2 separate regions of the Homo sapiens genome follow, and region 2 is linked to region 1. A link is an interaction called in ENCODE POLR2A ChIA-PET data of the cell type or tissue named here. Cell type or tissue: K562. All regions are shown on one strand. Links, peaks and the distances in the headings refer to the core of each region. The heading gives the core; the rest is flanking DNA.

Region 1 (4,400 bases), core at 84-4,083:
TCAGGAAGTGGTGGATGTGGCATAAAGGTGAGTGTAGCTAAAGCAAGTGTCTTCTCTTAGGGTGTAAGTTTGAAATGTCCCCTGGGCCTCCTCTTTGTTTCCATGTCTGTGGAGCGATTATTGCATTTTGTTACTGGAGTTAGAATTCCAACCACAGAGAACTCTTAGTCTTCCCATCTGCAATTGTTTAAAATTCAAATTCTGAATTCAGATTATAGATTTTTAATTATACTTACATTTAAGTGACAGGCTTCCATTTTAAGTACAGTTGATCCTTGAACACTGTGGGGATTAGGGGTGCCAACCCCCCATGCCATCAAAAATCCACATGTAACTTTTCACTCCCCCCAAATCTAACTATTAGTAGCCTACTGTTGATAGGAAGCCTCTCAGATAACATAAACAGTCAGTTAACACATGTTTTTTATGCTATATGTATTATATGCTGTATTCTTGTAATAAGGGAGCTAGAGGAAACAAAATGTTATTAAGAAAATCATAAGGAAGAGAAAACACATTCACAGTACTATACTGTATATATGATACCTTAAGTTTACATCATCAGTTTACAAGATGAATTGTCCTTCTCAAATGGCGGGCAACTGCAGCTGCAGACCTCAATCTATGGTACATATCAAGCAATTCAACTGTTTCTTGTAATGTCATGACTTTTTTCTGCTTCTTGGGAATATTTCCAGCATCATTAGTGGCACTTCGTATGGGTCCCACCATGGTGTTATTCAAGGTTTACTGTTTTGCACCGAACACAATGAAAAATACTCGAGAACCACGAGAGATCACTTTTTACTGTGACACGCAATTTACTGCAGAGACAACTGCTTACTCAGAGATGATTAGCGTCACAGCATGGCTTAAGCGGACACTGGCAACACTTGAGCTCACCACCATAGTAACAAGAGGTGGCTACAAAGTTATTCCAGTAGTACATTATGTGTACTACCGTTCATTTAATGCAGTTACAATTTCATAATATATCTTTACATTTGTTTACATTTCTCTCGATTGCAAATGGCACCATTACAGTGTGTGTTTAGGTATGTAAGTTTTGGTACATTTTAACTTTTTATAATAGATTTGTGTGTGTTTTATGGTAGCAAATGATGAGACTGGAAGCTACATATATTTTATATATTCATGACATACTCGACATTTTCTTATTTTAAAAAAATATTTCTAGGCTATGTAGTTCATCTGTGAGTTTTTTCAAACTGTCTCAAATCTCTAAAATTTTTTCCAACATATTTATTGAAAAAGTCTGTGTATAAGTGGATCCATGTAGTTCAAACCTATGTTGTTCAAGGGTCAACTGTACATTCTGCAAATTCCTGTTGCCTCTTTTTTTTTTTTTTTGGTGTGAGGGAGGACCGCTCACACCGTCTGTGTGGTGCCATAGCTTTCTTTACCATCTCTTTGAAAAGCTTTCACTGATTTGCTTGGTCTGTTCATGATGTTATTGATTCTAACTCTGGATCTTCGGGTGAGGAAAAATTTCCATGTTGAAATGTAACTGAAAAGTTTCCCCAAGAGGGTAGAGAATCTTGGAGTAAATGATAATTTCTGGGCATCTCAATTTATTGTCCATCTTGCCTTCTTGTAACCCCCTATGGAGCTTTAAAATTAACCATTCTGCCAGCTATCATATAGCCTGCATATGTTCAAAGTGACTTTAGCAAACAGCAAGACAGGTTATCTTTTGAGTAATGTTTGTAGATACTACTAAGGTTGTCAAACTACCAACGACTGTTTTACTATCTATCCTGAAAATAATCTTGTGAAACTAGGTTTAAGAGGAATAAAAATCTACCATCTTAATACTCAAATAAAATTAGGATGGTCCTCATGTGTATCCCATATGAAGGTTTAAATAAATAACATAGAAAACCAGCTAAAATTTTTGTAAACACATTCTTTTCAACACTGTGAAATAAGTCATTGGCAAATTAACAGAACTACCTTCACTTTTCTGTGGATATGGACAACACTGTTTCATTTTTTTTACAGAAAGAGAATGTTGAGTGCTGTAGAGTAAAGCTAGAAATTTCAAGAGCTATATTTTTGAGCCTAAGAAATATCACATTTGTAAAATGTGAGAAGAAAAGATAAGAGGCAAACTCTACTTACACTGTTGTACAGTGAAAATGCATGGCAGTTGAAGGAGACAGGTCGAGATTCTAATCATGACAATGTTACTATGACTTGATCTTTTTTGTGTGCTCTGAGATAAATTCCCTGTTGTGCTCTGTACTTCAAGAAGCTGTTATCTGCAAACTAAAATTCAGCTAAGATCCACCACTGTGGTGGGAAATTTGGGGGCAGGAAGCAGGATGACAGGGCACGTCTTCCCCTTTCTGCTGGATCACCAAAGGGGCTGCATCTCTTCCAGGATCCCAGGACTCCGGATATACCTTTCCAGTGAGGTTCCTGGCGGACAGCTTCTGAGCTCTAGGAATGCCACCGCCTCCTTTTGGATGGTAGCAACTTCCTTCTGTTGCTAACCTTGGGGTTGTCTTACTATACCCTCTTTGGCACTTAGCACTTCTAACATCCTTTTAACTGGTGCTTTGTATCAAATGCCCTCTACCGAATTACTGGTGGTCAGTTCTGTTTTCCCAGTTAGATCTGATGTATACAAAATCTCTTTGAATCCCAGTTTCCTCATCTACAGAATTAAATAATGCCTTTCTTTGATGTTTGTCATAGCGACTATAGAAAACATACATATCATTTGCGAGGCCCCAGCCAAATGCAGGTTTTTATACTGAAAATGTTATTAAAATAAAACCATTCTCATTTGTTTATGTTTTTCAAAACCTGCTTCAATGTCATAATGGCAGGGCTGAGTAGTTTCTAAAGAGACCATATAGCTTGTAATGCCTAAAATACTTGCTATTTGGCCCTTTTCAGAAAAAGTATGCTGACTCCTGGCATAGTTTTGTTTCATAATGAGTGTTCCCTAATTGGTAGCTTCCATTGTTCTCTTACATTGTATATTTCTAGTTATAAGTCTTCATTATGATGCTGCATAGGGAATTATCCTAGAGGTGGCATTAAAGAGCTGCTGTCTGTTAGAATTGGGAGGGGAAGTTAGAGATGATCTTTCTTTCCCCCATTTTCAATTGATTCCTGTGGTTTATTTCCACATTCAGAGTCTTTGACAGTAAATCAAACTCAATAAACAGAAGAGTAGCTTAACATGGGTGATCCGTGTAATAGGTAAAGAAAGCTTACATTATTGAAACAACTATCTCAACTGTGTATGAAGTGCTGAAGTGTCACAAAAAAAGTACATTTTAAGTTCTCACTTGTGTGTGTGCTGCAGTACTCCCCTGGGCTATATGACCCTGCAGGCAATACAGCCAATAAAAACTCAATGGAAGAAAAAGTGCTTAACCTACTCTCATAGATAAAGCCAAAGTGAACTTTAGTTTGGAGAGAATTGGCAGGTTAATTAAGAAGTCTGTTGATAATTATGTTAAGAGCACTGACTGATGTATAATTCATCTTGATGTTACTTGACATATAGATGTAACTGATGTTTGTGTGAGAAGTTTAAAATTAGGTATGTGGAAAATTTGCTGTACACCTTGTTACAAGATCAATGGGTTCATATGCCCACTGTGCAATAACAGACCAGTACAGCAAGACCTCAGGGTTTGCAGAGGAGAAACAGGTTAAGGATCACAGGGCAGCCAAACGAGGAGATGGGAGGGACCCTTGAAATCGATCTCTCCTAGGAGATCCGGGCTAGGATCGCTAAGGGGATCATGGAAGGCAAGGGGCTGGAAAACTGGGGTCGTTGCTTGGTTAGGGTAAGAAGGATGAAATCATTAGGACGTAGAAACTGCATTCTTTGGTGAGTCAGCTCCTCTTTGGGTCCTTCAGATCAGTTGATGTGAGTGGTATGCAGGACCTGAAAGAATAGCTCAAAGGGCAAACAACATTTCACAATGCTTAAGCTATTATCTATAGGGTGGTTAGGGGAACTCTAATCATATGACAGGGTCTACATGATTCTGAGGTGCTAGGCAGCAAACCACTCTGAGGTAGCAGGTCAGAGAGCCGGCTGACCTCATGATGAATGATAAATGTGCTCAGGCTGGGCATATTTTCATTTCTCCCCTCTCTTCTTCCCTGTTAATCTTATAAAATTCACAGGGATGCGTTTAGCCTCTGCCAGTGACTTTTCCCCAAAAGTTGAGTGCGACCTGTCATAATTGGAAGATGTATATATAAATTCAACTCTAAGACATTTTATAAGGATGCAGTTGATAAAGCATGAGAAGATTGCCTTAACTCTCCAAAGTTTATTTTTCTAATTATAAAATTGGAATTATATAACGTTGCATGGCATTTATGAGGAGTAAACAAGTAAAAAAAGT
Region 2 (4,400 bases), core at 329-4,328, 80 kb before region 1:
GCTCAAAAATCTCCCCCACTGAGCACCTTGTGACCCCCACTCCTGCCCACCAGAGAACAACCCCCCTTTGACTGTAACTTCCCTTTACCTACCCAAATCTTATAAAATGGCCCCACCCCTATCTCCCTTTGCTGACTCTCTTTTCAGATTCAGCCTGCCTGCCCCCAGGTGATTAAAAAGCTTTATTGCTCACACAAAGCCTGTTTGGTGGTCTCTTCACAGGGACATGAGTGAAATTGAATAATACTAGTGATAGTATTTCTAACAGAGAATTATAAGTAGTGTTCTGACATAGTTCTTCTTAAAACACATCATTTATTTTATGAGGTTGATATCATGAAGTATTTTAAATAAGTTCCAAACACAAATCACATATTCCATTTACTTAATCTAAAAGTATATTTGTAAGAAAAGAAAAAAAAACTTCTCAAATATTTACTTTTGAGCAATTTATAACTGACCATTGTGATTGAAAATGCTCAAGTTTTCTACTGTAAAGTAAAAAGTATCTGAAACAGGTATCAATCAATTTAGAAGTTTATTTTGCCAAGGTTATGGATCATGACCCATGACACAGCCTCAGGGAGTTCTGAGAACAGGAGACCAAGGTGGTTGGGTTACAACTTGATTTTATACATTTTAGGGAGATAGAAGTTACAGGCAAAGACATAAATCAATACATGTAAGGTGTACATTGGTTCAGCCTGGAAAGATGGGACATCAGGAAGTGGGAGCTTCCAGGTCATAGACGGATGTAAAGATTTCCTGATTGGAAGTTGATTGAAAGGGTTATGCTCTCCCTGAAGAGTTGAAGTCAGTTTTAGTTAAGGTAAGGGGCAGGATAGTGGAAGTCATGGGTCTTGTCATGTAGATGAAGCCTCCAGGTAGCTGGCTTCAAAGAGAATAGATGTGAGTGTGTCTTATCAAATGTGTCAGACCCCAGAGAGACCTAATAAGGAAAGGGGATTCTCTACAGAATGCAAATTTCCCCAACAAGAGACAGCTTTGCAGAACCATTTCAAAGTATGTCAAAGAAATATATTTTGGAGTAAAATACTTTGATTTCCTTTTAGGGTCTATTTTCTGTCTTGTGATGTTACATCAGAGTCAGGTTGGAGTTAGTATCTTATTGCTATGAACAGTCTGTTCTGCCAGTCTTAGGATCTCTATAGTACGTTAATACTGGTCAGCTGTGCTTGAACTCCAAAGGGAGGAGAGTATAATGAGGCATGTCCCACCCCACATTCCCATCATGGCCTGAACTAGTTTTTCAGGTTTCTTTGGGTCCCCGTGGCCAAGAAGAGGTTTCATTCAGTCCGTTGGTAAGGCCTGACTCTGATATAACATCACATTACAGAAAACAGACCCTGGAATTTTATTTTTGCTTTACACTATATTTGTGCTGTTACAGCTTCCAACAGAGATCTGAGGCACCAACAAAAGCACAGGCACAAGACAAAATATCTTTTGAAATTAAGAATAATATCAGGACTCCTAGTTCCCCAAAGCCATAGTAACACTTTAAAAACTACCAGTTAGCAATATAGCTACCATATGTGGAATAAATGGTTTGTTCCCTGGCTGGTACACTTGTCTCTGACCCGTTTTTGACATATTTCTATTTGTTGGAATCTACTTAATTTCCATTGCTTCATTTCCACTTTGCTTATTTTTCCTGTGTCCCCATCTGTTTCTAGATATAGGCAACAAAATTTACCATGACCACATGTCCGTGAGTTCTACTTGCTCTCCCAGTGCTACCATTGGAACACGTGTGGGCTGGTACCTCAGGGCTTTCTCTTCCTTCCAGAGCAGACTGTCTGCAGGGAGATGGATCCACTACTGCCTCCTCCTGGTGCATGTGATCTCCCTGCACTCTTGTGTGGGCCTAGTCTTTTCTCAAACAGATTTCATAAGCCCCCTCCCTCCAGGCTAGTTCCAGTCTCTTTTCTTGTCCCTTTCCAAGGTCTTCATATTATGAACTAAGTAATGGAGAATTCTTTTGTCCCCATAACAAGCTTCAGGAAAAAGAAATTGCCCAAGTGGCTCTGGCATTTTTGTTCTCCCCTTCCTTCTATTCCTGTACTTCCTCTACCTTCTGTTCTGCTCCTGGTTTTTCTGAATGCATGAATTCTTCCCTTGCTTTTATTTATTTTTTTGTACCTTATATATAGCCTTTGCTGTTTTATCACATTTTCTTTGTGGGCTTTCCTCTCAAATTAGAATATCCCTTTGCGCTTCTTCTCTCCTCCTGCAAACAGTATGGAATAAGAAAGACTAGTCCGGGCTTTGAGGGCTTCCAGCTGTGCCTTGACTTAGATAATGGCAACAGGAGGTTTGAATTCACATTAGTGTTATCTTCTAAAAGACTAACTAGAGCTTACTGAACACTGCAAAGTATACCCCAATCATAATACAGTCCCCTTGTGAGAACATACTCACTCTTGTGTCTGGGTATTAATGCTGTGAAGCTCTTTTTGTCATGTCTTTTCAACAAATCTCCACCAAGTGGGTAAATGTGTGTTTAAGACCAGGTGGCCAGGCTATATCTAATGGTGGACACCAGCCCGTGTAAATCTGATTGAGTTGATGGAAGCAACGGTGGAGTTTCCTCAAACACCTGGATGTCGACCACTTAGCTTGTTGTTCATTAATGATTGACACCATATCACTAAAAATTATTTTACTCAGTACTTTGGAAGGAAAGAATTAACTGACTAAAATCCCAGCAATAATATAAGTGAGTCTTCAGCAGTTCTACTAACAACAAGCTTAAAAAACATAAGCCATGCCTATCCATTGTTAATAAATGCATTGTGTCCTAGAACTGGGTCCCTGACTTTTACGTCTCAATTTATTCATGGCTTATTCACACCAGGTGCTTTTGCAATTCCTCTCCTTTTCTCCACTGCTGACTCCTGTTAGTTCTCAGCTCTTCCTGCTTCTCCCACAGTAGAGGCAGTCAGTGCCCGCCCGTCCTCTACCTGCATTACCCGGTGCTGGGCTTGTCGTCTCGGGTGCTCCTTCCCATGGCTGTCTTATGCATCCACAGAGTAAGTTCAGCTTTACTTTGGTTAAAAAAAAACCTGTGTGCTTTCCCTATAATAATGACATGTATTAAGGGACAGGGCACTAGAAACACAGGTTTGGTTTTTGTCACTTGTTTGATGTCGGGTGCAATGGACACAGAGAGAGAAGGCAAACTATGTGTCCTCTAGGAGCTTACAGTCTAGTGTTCGCATGGAGGCAGACACATGTTCATTATTATAATGGAATAGGACCAGCCATGACTGTTTATTCCACAAAGCTTGCACAAGATTTCTGTGCATTTCTGGAGGCTTCAGGTATCATCTTGGTGACTTTCAATTCTTACTTCCACAGGTCTCTTATCTGACTCTCATGTCACTTCTCACAGCTATTTCCTTCTTGCTCCAAGTTGACAGTGTTGAATCTTGCCTGATCCCTACGTTCCTGGAGAAGAGTAGTTTCTGAAACGCTTTGTGTTTCAGAAAATGGCTTACCGCAAAGAATTACCCTTCCCCAAATGATTTAGATAAGATTCAAGGATGTCTGCCCTGTTTTCCTATGATAAGGCCAGATGCAGTCTTTCAAATTTCCATTCTTCACCTCCTAAATAGTTAGCTGAACTGCTTGTCTCACTCAGAACAAAATACTGGTTTATCAAATTTTGGTTAAGCTTCTCTCCTTCCCTCAGGCCCTGAACATTGACTCACCCTCAGTTTGAGCCAGCTTATAGCCCCTTCTAAGAGTAGCCTGGCCTGATGGTCAAACATGCCTGGATCTACTAGTTCACCAGGCTACCCTTCCATACCACTTCCCCCACACCTGGTTCTTTCTAGCCTTGTTTATTTCTCGCTATAAAAGAAAACTCTTTGGCGGGGTGTGGTGGCTCACGCCTGTAATCCCAGCATTTTGGGAGGCTGAGGTGGGAGGATCATCTGAGGTCAGGAGTTTGAGAACATCCTGGCCAACATGGCAAAACCCCATCTCTACTAAAAATACAAAACTTAGCCAGGTGTGGTGGCACACTTCTGTAGTCCCAGCTACTTGGGAGGCTGAGGCAGGAGAATCACTGGAACTCAGGAGGTGGAGGTTGCAGTGAGCCAAGATCGTGCCATTGCACTCCAGCCTGAGTGACAGAGCAAAACTCTGTCTCAAAAAAAAAAATAAAATAGGAAACATCTTTTTGCCTAATCCCAGAGATTCTTGCAGATTCGATGGTCAGAGAGTTCTCTCTATTGTAATTGTCCCCCTTGAAACCCCAAACTCCCTTCTTGCCATGTCCTTTAGAATGTAGTCTTTTCCTGCTAAATCTGGATTTGTTTTTTATTTGACAAAAATAAATTCAGAAATGAAATGTAATTTTTTTCCTTTTCATT

Evidence for each region. Peaks named below come from ENCODE experiments on the same cell type or tissue, not always from the same donor. Only the 100,000 strongest peaks of a DNase experiment are listed, where the experiment ranks them.
Region 2: POLR2A ChIA-PET joins it to region 1 with 5 read pairs; 1 of 35 experiments calls an interaction of 5 or more read pairs at or near these places.

The regions. Positions count from the first base shown.
Region 1 is chr12:23,421,276-23,425,675 of GRCh38, reverse strand. No RefSeq gene overlaps it. Among named protein-coding and RNA genes, the nearest start is that of SOX5, 530 kb to the left of the region's middle. In K562, for the core only: no CTCF peak of the experiment used is centred there; a DNase peak (open chromatin) is centred at 2,185.
Region 2 is chr12:23,501,665-23,506,064 of GRCh38, reverse strand. No RefSeq gene overlaps it. Among named protein-coding and RNA genes, the nearest start is that of SOX5, 450 kb to the left of the region's middle. In K562, for the core only: a CTCF peak has its summit at 1,847 (motif pointing left); a DNase peak (open chromatin) is centred at 1,834.